2 separate regions of the Homo sapiens genome follow, and region 1 is linked to region 2. Evidence: chromatin loops called from intact Hi-C (ENCODE). Cell type or tissue: heart right ventricle. All regions are shown on one strand. Links, peaks and the distances in the headings refer to the core of each region. The heading gives the core; the rest is flanking DNA.

Region 1 (2,901 bases), core at 98-2,597, 70 kb after region 2:
AGGTAGAGGGGTTGGGGCTGGGATGAGGGAGGCCCCAAGCAGAGGGGTCAGGGCTGGGGTTGGGGAGGCTCAGGCAGAGGGGTCAGGGCTGGGATGGGGGGACATAGGTAGAGGGGTTGGGGCTGGGATGGGGGAGGCCCAGGCAGAGGGGTCAGGGCTGGGATAGGGGGACATAGGTAGAGGGGTTGGGCCAGGACGGGGAGGTATTAGGGGATCGTAGGAGCCCTGAAAACATGTGATTTAGTTGGTAGAGTGTCAAGGAGGGCTTCCTGGAGGAAGGGGGTGTCTGAGCAGGGATATGAAGAATGAGTGGGTATGAGCAAGCAAAGGCGGTGAGGAGAGGGGTGGGATGAAAGGAAGACTATTTGCAGGGTGACATGTTTATTTGTTGAGGTGACTGTGTATGCAACTGTGTATATGTGTGTGTGTCCATACAGTGTAGACACAGAGATCCAGGGTGTCTGCTCCCACTGACTCGTTCCTCTCTGGGGTTAAATGGGGACCTCAGAGGTGCTGGGCAGTAGGCTAAACCCTTTACTTGGGATTTCTCACAGAACAGCCCAGTGTGGGAAGACTGGGGTGAATTTTCCCTGCCTGGACATGAATTAATACACTGTGTGGCTGTGGGCAGATCACTCACCCTGCCTGGTCTCAGACTCCACACCTGTGAACTGGGTTCAGAGGTCAGCCCTGGCCATCTTCCAGGATAAGGTGACTCTGGGTGTATGTGTGTGCACTTGTGTTTGTGTGTGTGACTCTGTGTGAGCATGTGCATGTCTGGGTGTGTATCTCTGGCTGGACTGATGTGACTTGGTGTGAGAACATGTGTAAGTACATGTGTGCGTACACATGTCTGAGTCTGTGAGTGACTGGGTGTAGTATGTAGGGGGAGGGTGTATGTCTGTGTTCGACTCCGGGTGTGTGAGTTTGTATACTTTTTACGTGTGTCTGGCTGGCTGTGTGTCACTCAGTGTGAGAGTGTGTGTGAGTGCATGTGTGTACGCACGTTTGGGTGTGTGTTTTGCATATATGCCCGTGGCATCATGTCTGGGCATGTGTCGTATCTGCAAACCTGTTCACATTCCTGTCTGGAATCTGTGCACATCTGTTTCTTGTATTGTGTTGGCCGGGGCCTTGCCTGGCTGTGGCCATGGGGTGTGTACTGTTGGCAGCTCTTGCCTGCTGTCAGCGCAGCTGTGGGGCCACCTCTCTTGTTGTGTCTGCTGCCTGTATCTCCATCCCTCCCTCCTGACAACTCAGAAATGTTCACTCCCTTGAGGCCACCCAGGGACAGCTGTGGGGTGGGGAGGGGTGAGGTGCTGCTTCTGGGGAGGACGGGGGCTCGGCCAGCTGGGCCCACAGAGGTTCCCGGCAGCACCAACCTGCCCACAGGGGCTCCCAGGCCATACCCCTAATTGAAGCAGGCTGCGGAGGCAGGGGACCCAGGGGACAGGACAAGTGGGGCCAGGAGGGGTGAGGGGCAGTCCTTGGGCCCTCTATATTTAGCCCCGTTTTCGGTAAGTGCTAACGAGAAGCTGGCCTAAGTCTGCTAAAACTGGCGGGGGGAAATGCAGAGGAGAAGTGAAAGTCCGGGGAGGGAGGAGTGGGAGGGTGGAGAGGACCAAGAGTCCCAGGCCTGGGGCAGTCGGGCAAGTGAGTGTGAGCTCAGGGCTGGGCAGCCCTGGTTGAGGGGTGTCTGACCTGAGGAAGGTGGGATTCAAGGGGCAACATGGCTCCAAGGGGCCTGGTAGGGCTATGCATTGCTTTTTCTCTTTCAGTTCCCCTAAAATATTACACATTACCTATGATGAGGGGTGGGAATAGCCATACATAACCAACCAATCTTTTGTGTGTGAATGAGGCTTTGAGAGGGGCTTCTGAAGGTGCCAGGGGATGGAGCACATTAGAATCACCAGGAGGGGGCTGGGTGCGGTGGCTCATGCCTGTAATCCCAGCACTTTGGAATGCTGAGGTGGGCGGATCACTTGAGGTCAGGAGTTCGAGACCAGCCTGCCCAACATGGTGAAACCCCGTCTCTAATAAAAATACAAAAATTAGCCGGGCATGGTGATGCATGCCTGTAATTGCAGCTACTCGGGAGGCTGAGGCAGGAGAATCGCTTGAACCCAGGAGGCAAAGGTTGCAGTGAGCTGAGATCATACCATTGCACTCCAGCCTGGGCGACAGAGTGAGACTCTGTCTAAAAAAAAAAAAAGAGAATCACCTGGAGGGGCTTTTAAATATCTGGATGCCCAAGTCACACCCTGTACCACTGAAATCAGAGTCTAGGGTGGGAACAGGCATCAATATTTTTCTAGAGTTGAGTGATAGGCGATGGGCATCTCTGCCTGGGCTCAGGCTGAGGCTGAGGCCGAGCCATTTGATGGACCCTCCAAGTCTATGATTGCTAGTGCCCTGGAGTCCCTGTTAAGGCGTCATTTGGCTTTTAGTCCACGGTGGAAATGGAGCTCCCTGTTCATTCCTGGTGGAAATGATCTGACCCTTCTCTCAGATTGAGCTCTGACAGGGGAGGTGGAAAGAGAAAAGACAAAGGGCAGCAGTTGGCCATTTTGTTGTGACCCAGCCAAGTGTGGGGCAGGGAGTATGCAGGGATATGTAGGAGTGGTTGGGATAATTTAGGGAGAATAAGGGTAACAGAATGGTGAAAAATTTCCCTCAAACCACTCTTGTCTTTCCAGCCACAGTCTCTGCAGAGGAAATCATACCTTAAAGATTTAAGTTAGGGTTTCTTGGGGATGTTGGGTGACAGTAGAGATAGGGGTTTGTTTTAGACAGGATTGGGCCCTGGTCAGTTAGGGGATTCTTTAATGCATTCATTCATTCCAAAGACGTACTCCTAGGCCTGTGCAGCAATGACTCCAGCCTGGGCTCCTGAGGAGC
Region 2 (2,901 bases), core at 293-2,792:
GGGGTTGGTGGCTGCCATTCTGGGAGCACCCCTTGGACACTGTGTGCAGTGCTAGCTTGTTCCTTTCTATCCATTGCTCTCTTTTTAATCCTCTTAACAGCTCCTCACAGTAGGAATTGTCCCCTTGTTTAGGCAGGAACCCATGCTCAGAGAGGTTGTGACTTGTCACAGGTCACACTGCTGAAGGCTCCTGTGTGGGAATCCACTTCATTGATTGAGGAGCCTTCTCTCAGGGACATAGGAGGTTAAATGACCTCTGTCAGGCACTGCCATTGTCTGGCCGTGTGACCTTGGGCAAGTCACTTCACTTCTCTTGGCCTCCATTTTTTCATCTGTAAGTTGGGGGTGATAATAGGACCTGTCCCACAGGGTCATTTATAGGTTAAATGAGTTTCTGTGATTCAAGCACTTGGCGCCTGGCAGATAGTCGGCACTCTGTAAGTGTTGGCTGCTGCTGTTTCTGGCTCACAGCTGATCCTCAGGACAGCCTCGTTGGGTGTGTAGAGAGAGGGGGTACTGTCACTAGCCTAAGTGATGGGTGGGAATTCAGAAATTCTGGAAGAGAGGTGGTATGTGAAGTTCATGATTACAGGATAGCCTTAGAAGTCCAGTGTCCTGTCCCCTGTACACAGCTGCCACCTCTTTTGCGCAGATGTGGGGAGAGTTGTGACAGAAACCGACTCAAACTGGCTTCAGCAAAAAGGGGAGTTGAGTGTAGCTGAAAATCCAGCTACGATCGTGGGCTCATGTGATGACCTCAGGAATCTTTTTATCTCTGGGGCTGGCCCTGCGTAGGCTTCCTTCTCTCCTCTTGGCACAGTGGCTCCCAGCAGCTCTGGGCTTCCAACCCATCATCTTAGCAGCTCTGTGGCAAGAGAGTACCTGACTCCCAGTAGAGCCAGCACAGGTCCAGCCGCAAGCCTCCCGGGCCTGGTCAGGACCCTGCGCATCCGCAGTGCTGGCTCAGGTGGATGGGAGGGATGGGGATGTGGTTGGCACCATGTGAATCTCATTGTTTGGGGGCAGGGTGTGAGGCTGGTTGCCTTAAGGCAAGTCCATTAGTTCATGCATTAGTTCTTCACAAATACATATTGAACACCTACTATGTGCCACAGTTACACAAGTGAACAAAACAGACAAAAACCCCTTCCTTGCTGTCATCTGTCTCTCCATGCTGAGTGTAGAGACAGATAATGAGCAGATAGTAACTGACAGAGGAGGTTGGAAGGTGATAAGTGCCTTGGACAAAAATGGAGCAGGGTGTGGGACCTGGCATGCTGCAGAGAGGGCTGGGTGGGTGGTTACAGCTGTAAATAGGTTGGCCTAGGTGGGCCTTGTTGGCAAGGTGGCTTTTGAGCAAAGACCTGCAGGAAGAGAGGGAGCAAGTGTTGTGCAGATCCAGGGAAAGAGCACCCCTGGCGGTGGGGAGGCTTGTTGGAGCAGTGAGGAGGTGGTGGGCTGGAGAAGAGGAGGACGTACTTGGTCAGGGAACCCCACAGAGCCGGGGAGGCTGTGTCAGGACTAGGGTGTGGCTACCGGAAGGGGGTGGAGGGAGAAGGCTGGAGGGAGGAAGGGTGGCGTTCCCCATAAGTGTGTCTAGTGTTGGCCCCCTCCCTGACAAATCCCTCCTTCCCCTGCAGACATCCGGCTCCGGGTTCGAGCAGAGTACTGCGAGCATGGGCCAGCCTTGGAGCAGGGCGTGGCATCCCGGCGGCCCCAGGCGCTGGCGCGGCAGCTGGACGTGTTTGGGCAGGCCACCGCAGTGCTGCGCTCAAGGGACCTGGGCTCTGTGGTTTGTGACATCAAGTTCTCAGAGCTCTCCTATCTGGACGCCTTCTGGGGCGACTACCTGAGTGGCGCCCTGCTGCAGGCCCTGCGGGGCGTGTTCCTGACTGAGGCCCTGCGAGAGGCTGTGGGCCGGGAGGCTGTTCGCCTGCTGGTCAGTGTGGATGAGGCTGACTATGAGGCTGGCCGGCGCCGCCTGTTGCTGATGGAGGAGGAAGGGGGGCGGCGCCCGACAGAGGCCTCCTGATCCAGGACTGGCAGGATTGATCCCACCTCCAAGTCTCCGGGCCACCTTCTCCTGGGAGGACGACCATCTCTACCCCTAGAGGACTGTCACTCTAGCATCTTTGAGGACTGCGACAGGACCGGGACAGCAGGCCCCTTGACAGCCCCTCCCACAGGATGTGGGCTCTGAGGCCTAAACCATTTCCAGCTGAGTTTCCTTCCCAGACTCCTCCTACCCCCAGGTGTGCCCCCTTAGCCTCCGGAGGCGGGGGCTGGGCCTGTATCTCAGAAGGGAGGGGCACAGCTACACACTCACCAAAGGCCCCCCTGCACATTGTATCTCTGATCTTGGGCTGTCTGCACTGTCACAGGTGCACACACTCGCTCATGCTCACACTGCCCCTGCTGAGATCTTCCCTGGGCCTCTGCCCTGGCCTGCTTCCCAGCACACACTTCTTTGGCCTAAGGGCTTCTCTCTCAGGACCTCTAATTTGACCACAACCAACCTGGGCTTCAGCCACATCAGTGGGCACTGGAGCTGGGGTGCACATGGGGCCTGCTCACCTTGCCCACACATCTCCAGCCAGCCAGGGCCCTGCCCAGCTTCAATTTACAGACCTGACTCTCCTCACCTTCCCCCCTGCTGTCCAGAGCTGAACATAGACTTGCACTTGGATGTCACCTGGAGTGTCACATGGGAGTGTTATGGCAGCATCATACCAAGGCCTACTGTTGCACATGGGGCCAAAACCAGTAAACAGCCACCTTCTTGGAAAGGGAATGCAAAGGCTTTGGGGGTGATGGAAAAGACCTTTTACAAATGATACCAATTAAACTGCCCTGGAAAGGGCATAGGTGGGCATCGGCCTCTCTAGGACTCTTTATTTATTA

Evidence for each region. Hi-C counts contacts between places; a loop is a spot of excess contacts. Peaks named below come from ENCODE experiments on the same cell type or tissue, not always from the same donor. Only the 100,000 strongest peaks of a DNase experiment are listed, where the experiment ranks them.
Region 1: a loop joins it to region 2, with 3 times the contacts of the local background. A loop is called at or near these places in 14 of 110 quality-filtered maps.

The regions. Positions count from the first base shown.
Region 1 is chr19:42,128,153-42,131,053 of GRCh38, reverse strand. All of the region lies in intron 1 of POU2F2 (POU class 2 homeobox 2), which reads left to right. Among named protein-coding and RNA genes, the nearest start is that of POU2F2, 2.8 kb to the left of the region's middle. RefSeq lists an enhancer at 1,057-1,166. In heart right ventricle, for the core only: no CTCF peak of the experiment used is centred there; DNase peaks (open chromatin) are centred at 1,189 and 1,523; H3K27me3 peaks cover 1,806 bases.
Region 2 is chr19:42,198,569-42,201,469 of GRCh38, reverse strand. It overlaps DEDD2 (death effector domain containing 2), which reads left to right. Exons shown (of 5, transcript NM_133328.4): 5 at 1,641-2,872. The coding sequence ends at 2,032. Among named protein-coding and RNA genes, the nearest start is that of DEDD2, 18 kb to the left of the region's middle. RefSeq lists enhancers at 1,621-1,870, 2,071-2,230, 2,070-2,606. In heart right ventricle, for the core only: no CTCF peak of the experiment used is centred there; a DNase peak (open chromatin) is centred at 1,538; H3K27ac peaks cover 1,613 bases.